Regions from separate parts of the Homo sapiens genome. Here region 2 is linked to region 1. Evidence: chromatin loops called from intact Hi-C (ENCODE). Cell type or tissue: PC-9. All regions are shown on one strand. Region 1 overlaps TMEM164 (transmembrane protein 164). Region 2 overlaps RTL9 (retrotransposon Gag like 9).

Region 1 (4,000 bases):
CTAGGTTGTCTTTCCTTCTCAATGTTTTATTCTAGTGGCTTTCTATACCTGTTTCATAGAGTCCATGTTTTCTTTCATTCTATTGAGGATGTAAACAGTTTTCTAAAATATTTCTTCTGGTTTATACACAAAATTAAGACGTTTTTGTTTCCTCTGAGTTGTCAGAGTGATATGCATTTTCCTTGTGCTGCCAGAGGTTTTCATATGAACTTTTTTTTTTTTTTTGGTAAAGCAACAGGGTCTTGCTCTGTTGCCCAGGCTGGAGTGCAGTGGCATGTTCATAGCTCATGGAATCCTCAAACTCCTGGGCTCAAGTGTTCCTCTCACCTCTGACTCCAAAATAGCTGGGACTACAGGAAAACACCACCATGCTTGGCTAATTAAAAAAAATATATATATATATATATTAAAACAGGGTTTTGCGGTGTTGCCCAGTCTTGAACTCCTGGCCTCAAGTGATACTCCCACCTTGGCTTCCCAGTGTTAGGAATAAAGGCATGAGCCACCATGCCTGGTCAGGTTTTTTGTATGGTTTATGAATATTCAAAAAAGGATCTGTCTTTCATCAAATACAGGGTATGTAGATTGCCTTTGACTATCCTCAAGCTCAGATTCTCTCTCATATTGGTTAGAACCCTTTTCAGCTCCATTGTTGGCAGGCAGGTTGATACACATAGCTTTTAACCTGTTTCACAGTGTCTGTCAGCTACTCATCTAGTGGGTTCTGCTGGACCCATATGGAATCGTCTACCCCTACTACAATGTTCTCAGATGCTCTGAACCAGATAAACTATGTGAAACAGTACAGCCTCCCACATGTGTTACTACCTGAGTGTTACTTGTGAGGGCTCCCACTCCTAGCACACAGTGTGCCAGTACCAATTCTGCCATTTCTGCCCTTTTGATTTTGGGGAATTAGAGTCTCCATGTGAATGTAGACCAGTTTTGAGAATTGCTGATTTCCTCTGCAAGTAGTAACCACGTAGTCCAAATGGATGTCCGGTTTGCCAGTTTCTAGATGAACTCTTGGCTTCTAAGCCATGAGGCTGACAGTTGTGGAAGGACTCAATGTTTCCTATCTTCTTTTAGGTTTCTGTGGGCTGCTGCATGAATTGGCCAGATTGTTTTTTCTCATTTCAGTATTAGGCTTATTGTTAATGGAGATTTCTCCCAGATCCTGGTAATAAGTTGGCCATCAGTTTAAGTTTTCAGTGTTTGGGGAATTTTATCTTTTTCTATATCTTGATAGGTATTTGAGTGGGAAATTGAGAGAGGCTATGTTAGTGATTGCTAGCCAAGTGCTATTTTAAAGTAGAAATCCAGTGTATATTTTAGATTAGAGCAGAGATTGGCAACCATTTCCTGTAAAGGGCCAGAGAGTAAATATTTTAGACTTTGCAAGCCATATGATCTCTGTGTTTTAACTATTTAACTGTTGTTGGAGCATGAAAGCATCACAGAAAAATGCAAACAAATTAGTGTGGTTGTGTTCAAATAAAACTTTATTTACATAAACAGGAGGACCAGATGAAAAAGTTCTGGAGATAGCTGGCAGTCATGGTTACACAACAGTGTGAATGTACTTAATGGCACTGAACTGTACACTTAAAAGCAGTTAAGTTGGAAAAAATTTTATATATATATGTATATATGTGTATATATGTATATATGTGTATATATGTATATATGTGTATATATATGTATATATATATGTGTGTGTGTATATATGTGTGTGTGTGTGTATATATATAAAATCATGCCAATAAAGAAGCCAAAACAGAAAAACCATATTTTGCTGACTCTGAGTTTAGAGGAATTAGATCTAGCATAGGCAGAGAGAGAGAGGAAGAAATTACATATGTACAGTAGGACAGTGACTCTGTTAATAAGCTAGAAGGCAGTGGGAGACATTTGAGTATTTAAGAGGAATACCATAATGGGGATGGTGAGATCTTGGAAAGCTACAATTCATCCTAGTGATGTCATCTTATGATCTTTACAGATGGAGATACACAAGAGTTCACATTCACATTCTTTGACATAAGGATCAGAGTAGGGCTTTTCTACTTCTCTAGAGGCTTGAGAAACCTCTGCAGCTGTCAGAAGTGTTCATATCAGAAACAAAAGCTAACCAGTCATTTCTTTTTGCTTGTAGTACAAATGGTGACTAGTGATGCTTCTGGTAGTTGATCTGAGCTCTTCCCAGGACTAGAAGATCCTAGCATTTTAGTTATTAACCACAGCACACTTACTCAATAAAAGAGCAGTCATCAGTCTGAGTCAACTGTTTATACAGCCTCCAGCCTAAGATTCTTCCTTATCAGCTAGAGACCTGGGCTTAAGAATTTCACAATGGGCTGGGAGCCTCTTAGAGAAACTAGCCTTTTGAGACTTTCTCTGAGTTGGGCTCTCTTGTTTGTTGTTGTTGTTTTTGAAACTGTCTCACTCTGTTGCCCAGGCTGGAGTGCAGTGGCGTGATCATGGCTCACTGTAGCCTCGACCTCTGAGTTGGGATATCTTGAAGGAATACATGAAGGAAAAGGGAACAGAGATTAAGGTTTTCCAGGCTTTGGGTTGTAATCAGACAGTTTAGCTGTATTCTGAACACCCAGCACTTAATGTGCTTGGTTATCCATGTGTATGTATCAAGGGTGGGGGAACTCATGGAGTGAGTCACTGAGTGGTATGGTTTAAATGGCAGGAAACTCTTCCCTCACCCCGCCTTGGGTAAGAAAAGGGCATAGCAGAGCGCTGACACACATCCCTCTGCTCCAGAAAGTGTACAGTACCCCTCTGCTCCCCACTGAAACCCTAAAGTTGTTCATCTTCATGTGTGCCAGGAAAGGAGTGGATCTGTGATGCAAATAGGATTATTTGGTCATATCTGCTGACTCAGTCTAAAGAAGCTTTTGAAGGGGATGAGATGAAATTTCATCTATGCTGCAGAGAGCAGGAGGTGCATTGCTGGATGGAGAGAGGACTGTAGGCTGCATGTGAGCCAAGGTAGACGAGGGAAGCATGGGGGTGGGCATGAGGAACTGGGGCAGCCTGACACGTGATCTTGGCATTGCAAAACTGATATCCTGTTGGCCTTTGGGCCACATGATATGATGACAGTGCAGTATCCCCATGGCCCTTTCTTTTTCTAGATTTCATTTATGATACTCTCAGATTTTTAAATAGCATGACTTTCCCCAGGGAGAAATTCAGACCTCAGGTCTCTAGGACTGCTCTGAGGTCATGAGATAGACTCAGTTTGAACCTGTTGAGTTTAAATGTCTTGGAATGATTTTAGCATCTCAGTACCCCCTTTCCCAGTGCTCATCTGGTCAGCTGCTCTGGAACCTGAGGGATTCTAAACTGAGACTTAGTTTGGGGTCATATGCAGTTAAAAAGGGACAGTCTTTTGGCACCTTCACCTCGGAGGTGGCTGCTTTTTGGCTTAGCGTTGGACTCATCACTGAAAAAGATAGTTGAGAGGTTGTTTTTGACCTGAGCAGCCTTATTAAGACTCAGTTATTGGCAAAGGAGAGAAGGCTCTGCTTATAAATGTTGCAGATTTAAAGGGGAAAGAGGAAACCACAGTAAGTAAAGAGCGATTCAGGGAGACCAGTTTCTCTTTTTTATTCAGAATGCTGCTCAGGTATCTGCTTTCCTAGGAGCCACCTTATTGTCAGGTTCTGCCTTCGGTTTATGTGTATTCTTCCCTTAATTCTTAGAAGAGGGAAGATGCTTTGGGGTTGTTCACAGGTTCCCATTCGACATAAAATAGAAGCTGCCTACCTTTACATATACTCAGTTTTATCTTCTCCAAGTCTCCCAGAAGTTCTCTTTGAAAGTTCCTAGAGCAGGGACTGCTTTTATTTTTTTTCCTTCTCCTAGGCTTTAAGCATGTATTTAGATGTATGTCACCATTGGGTAAAAGAAAGGCTAAAGATTCAGATAACTTTTCCCATCTGTGGAAACATGGAAAGCAGTACTCAGCAGAGGAATGAGGACT
Region 2 (4,000 bases), 320 kb after region 1:
AGTAAGTTCTTCAAGGAAGGTTCTGGAAAGTGGTTTTTTTTTTTTCTTCAAGTTCTGTGTTACATGTGCAGAACTTGCAGTTTGGTTACTTAGGTATACAAGTGCCATGGTGGTTTGCTGCACCCATCTACCCGTCACCTACATTAGGTATTTCTCCTAATGCTATCCCTCCCCTAGCCCCCCACGCCCCACAGGCCCCGGTGTGTGATGTTCCCCTCTCTGCTTCCATGTGTTCTCATTGTTCAACTCCCACTTATGAGTGAGGACATGCGGTGTTTGGTTTTCTGATCTTGCGATAGTTTGCTGAGAATGATGGTTTCCAGCTTCATCCATGTCCCTGCAAAGGACGTGAACTCATTCTTTTTTATGGCTGCATAATATTCCATGGTGTATGTGTGCCACATTTTCTTTATCCAGTCTATCATTGATGGACATTTGGGTTGGTTCCAAGTCTTTGCTATTGTGAATAGTGCCGCAATAAACATAGGTGGGCATGTGTCTTTATAGCAGCATGATTTGTAATCCTTTGTGTATATGCCCAGTAATGGGATCGCTGGGTCAAATGGTATTTCTAGTTCTAGATCCTTGAAGAATCTCCAGTGTCTTCCACGATATTTGAACTAATTTACACACCCACCAACAGTGTAAAAGCATTCCTCTTTTTGGTTCTGGAAAGTCTTATGCTCCTCTGCTTTCTATAGTTCTCATAGTGCCTGGCATGTAGTGTGTGCTCCATAAATATTGACTGATTGATGAATGTGTGGATGTTTCATGCAATAGTTTTTGGGTTGTTCAACACCATTTCTTAATGCTAAGCAAACAGGTTAGAACCTTCAAGATGTCTGTTGTCTTAATCTAGTTGCTTGCACTGAGGTAACTTTTTAATATCATCTCTGCACAGGAGCTGAATGCCTTCTTTGGCACCTGGATGATTGATTGTGTTTTCTCCTTTTCCTCGGAAAGCTCTGGTATTGCGCAAACGCTGCTTTAGGTGATTAACAATGCCGCCAACTTCACCAGTCACCTTTGCAGACAATTCTTGAATTTTATAGGAAAGTGGGAACCTGTTTAAGTATAGTTTCTAGTTAATTCTGCTTCCCCATCCTGGTTTGCTCAATGCTACATAAAAGATTTTCTTTGTGGAATGAGACAGAATAGAAAAAATAAAAATACATTCTCAATGGCTGGGTGAAGAGAGTCCTTGAGATTTTACCAGCTTGGTATTTCTCACTGTTGGAACTTCAACCCAGGATGCAGATTCATCCTAGTGAGCCTCACAGGAAACTCTGCCTTGGTCTAGAAGATACAGTGCAAATATATAGGATAGGACAGGTAAGGTCAGCAGAAGCCACTTTTCAGCACATACCATGTGATTGCTAGAATAATACAAATAACAACCATTTACTAGCAGATTACTATGTGGCAGGTACTGTGCTAAGCATTTTCCAGACATTCATTATTGTTGCCATTTTTCCAGGTGAGCAAACTGCAGCTCAGAGAGTCTAAGTGAATTTCTTTGTCTTTAAGCAGTATGAGATAGACCCTGGACTTGAACTCAGGTCCATCTGATTCCAGAGTACATAGTCCTTTTGCTACAGTGCTTTGCAGGGAGCTGTGCTGGCTTCTCAAATGGTTTGGGGCTATCTGTGTGAGGCTGACAAGAAAACTATTTAAAGGCTGGTAGAAGAGGGCCCTAACAGAAGGTCTGACTCTCATTTTCTTTCTATTTGCAGAAGATAATTCTTTCCTGTTTCAATATCAGAAGGGGATCTAGCTGAAGGCAAAAGGCCACAGGGTTCTGGTGAGGCACAAGTTCAAACCTTGCTGTAGTTGGACCTGTTCTACTGACTATCAACGGCCTGGGTCTGTGGGTGATCATAGTGTCAGGGGGCTGGAGATTGGAAGTTCAGAGTGGAAGAGCTGGCATATGCCGCAAAATGCACCCTGTTGGGATGGAGCAGGAAACTCAACTGCAGCTGAGTTTAGTGGGGCACCCAAAGAGAGTGGCAACAACAGGTATCAATTTAGAGAAGCACTTGGCTTTGGTGAAAGCAGAAGTCCTGCCCAGCCTAGCTGAACTGAGCAGGAGCAGGTGAGGCTTAGGAGTCCTGCCAGGTGCTAGTAGCAAGGATGGGACTCTAGTCCTTGGAGGCAAGGGTGAAGGAGTTGGGAGCCTGGGAAGAACCAGACAAAATCCCAGTTCCACAGAAACTGAATGACTAGACTGGTGGCTCTCAACTGAGACAATACTGCCCCCTAGGGGACTTTTGGAAAATGCAAGAGGGTATTCAGAGGACTGGAAATGGGGATGCTAGATGTTCTCCAACGCCCACGACAGACTTGCAAAATGAAAAATAGTCTAGCATCCCGAATAATTTTTGAATGTTCTGCTGGACTTCCATGGAGCTGAAAACTGCTTTTCTAATTATCTAAACTTTTACTATAAATGTTTTATACCTAAGCATAAAGGGTTTTGCTTCCCCTGCCCCGACCCCACAGTTTTAATCAACTATTCTGTAAAGATATGGAAGATTACATGGTTACAGAGGATCACACAGACTCATTCACCATTTCAGGAAATCATGTCAACAATTGTGATGTTGCTTTTGGAATTAATCAATATAACATATCAGTTTGTGTCCATAACTGTTGCATTCATGGGGATTCTATATAAAGGCACAAGCTTCTGACTACTTCATTTAATCATTCAATGTAGTCCTGTGTGAGCATTTACAGAGTTAAATACATAGTGTTTTATTATGTATTGCTTTATTTTCTCTTTATGTGGCAGGACATATAGCTATCTTTTTGAACTTATGCGTGTAGGTAGGTTATAGTACCTAGAAATTTAATTTCAGGATAGTAAAGGGGTGAAGCAAAAGCAGATTTATTATAAAAGAGAGGATGTTAAGTCTGATAAGGTTGAACACCACTGTGCTAGCCTGATGGCTTCGTGAGGGCCAGGACCATGTGTTTTGCTTCCGTTTGGCCTAATTAACTGAGGTGCTTATAAATAATGAATAATGAATGTGGATGCAAGCACACAGCTGGAGTCAGGCATGTAGGTCAGCATAGTCGGGGTATATAAAACTGGCAGGAGATGGGGACTTTTTTTTTTGAGACGGGGACTTTTGATCACCAAAAGAAGGCAGGATCCCAGTTATCAGAAGAGAAACCATAGTTCAGAGTTTGCCTCAAAGCTAGAGCGTCCTAATGTCAAGGCCCAGGGCTTCCTACAGTCCTCTTATCTTGAGACATGCTGGAGCCAAGGGACTGACGTCAGATGGTCCCAGTGGTGAAGAGAGTTGTGTTTACATTCTCACTTGCTGGTATCAATCGTAGGGGCCCAAAGACCTCACTACCTAAAAAGAGGGCTGTTTTCCAGCTTAGCTGTACCTCTTTGCATTGTTTTGTCTGGCCAAGACAGAGAGGATACCAGGGAAAATGAGGCTCGAGTATTGTACGTATAATCTGTCAATGCCCTCCATGCCCCCATTAGGATCTCAGGCTGTCTTGGCCTTCAGGCAGATCCAGCTCCCCCATTTTTCTGTTGTTGCTGCTGCTGTTTTTTTTTTTTCACTCCCCTGATCCCATCAATAATACGTGTACTCCTTCCTTCTGGGTCCTGTCCTCAAAGGTAACTGCTAAATATCTGACAAAGGAATGGCTAAAGCCTTCAGGGCTCCTGATAAGAGAATGGGCTCCCACTTAGCAAGAAGGGCAGGGGGCAGCACCTCACTTAGAGATATGGTACATAAGTACAGAGGGAGGTATTGAACCACCTGTTGTCAGGAGCAGAAGGGACCCTGAGGTCATCTGGTTCACTAGATCCCAAACCTGGCTGTACAATGGAATTACCAGGAATGCTGTTGAAATACAGATGCAGTGTGGCTCCTAATCCTCAGAGTCTGATTCAGTAAGTCCGAGATGAGGACTTGAATTATCTGCATATTATTAACAGTATCACTGGTGATTTTGATGAGGAACCCAGTTAGGGAAA

The links. A loop is a pair of places that touch in the nucleus more often than their neighbours do. Peaks named below come from ENCODE experiments on the same cell type or tissue, not always from the same donor. Only the 100,000 strongest peaks of a DNase experiment are listed, where the experiment ranks them.
Region 2: it touches region 1 in a loop (5-fold over the local background); 2 of 110 quality-filtered maps call a loop at or near these places.

Annotation. Positions count from the first base shown.
Region 1 is chrX:110,084,948-110,088,947 of GRCh38, forward strand. The region is part of intron 3 of TMEM164 (transmembrane protein 164); the gene reads left to right. Among named protein-coding and RNA genes, the nearest start is that of MIR3978, 4.8 kb to the left of the region's middle. In PC-9, no CTCF peak of the experiment used is centred here; DNase peaks (open chromatin) are centred at 1,484, 2,274 and 2,774; H3K4me3 peaks cover 1,656 bases; H3K27ac peaks cover 3,528 bases.
Region 2 is chrX:110,406,082-110,410,081 of GRCh38, forward strand. All of the region lies in intron 1 of RTL9 (retrotransposon Gag like 9), which reads left to right. It also overlaps a transcript of AMMECR1 not described here. Among named protein-coding and RNA genes, the nearest start is that of RTL9, 49 kb to the left of the region's middle. RefSeq lists an enhancer at 1,947-1,996. In PC-9, CTCF peaks have their summits at 2,240 (motif pointing left) and 2,439; DNase peaks (open chromatin) are centred at 880 and 2,230; H3K27ac peaks cover 552 bases.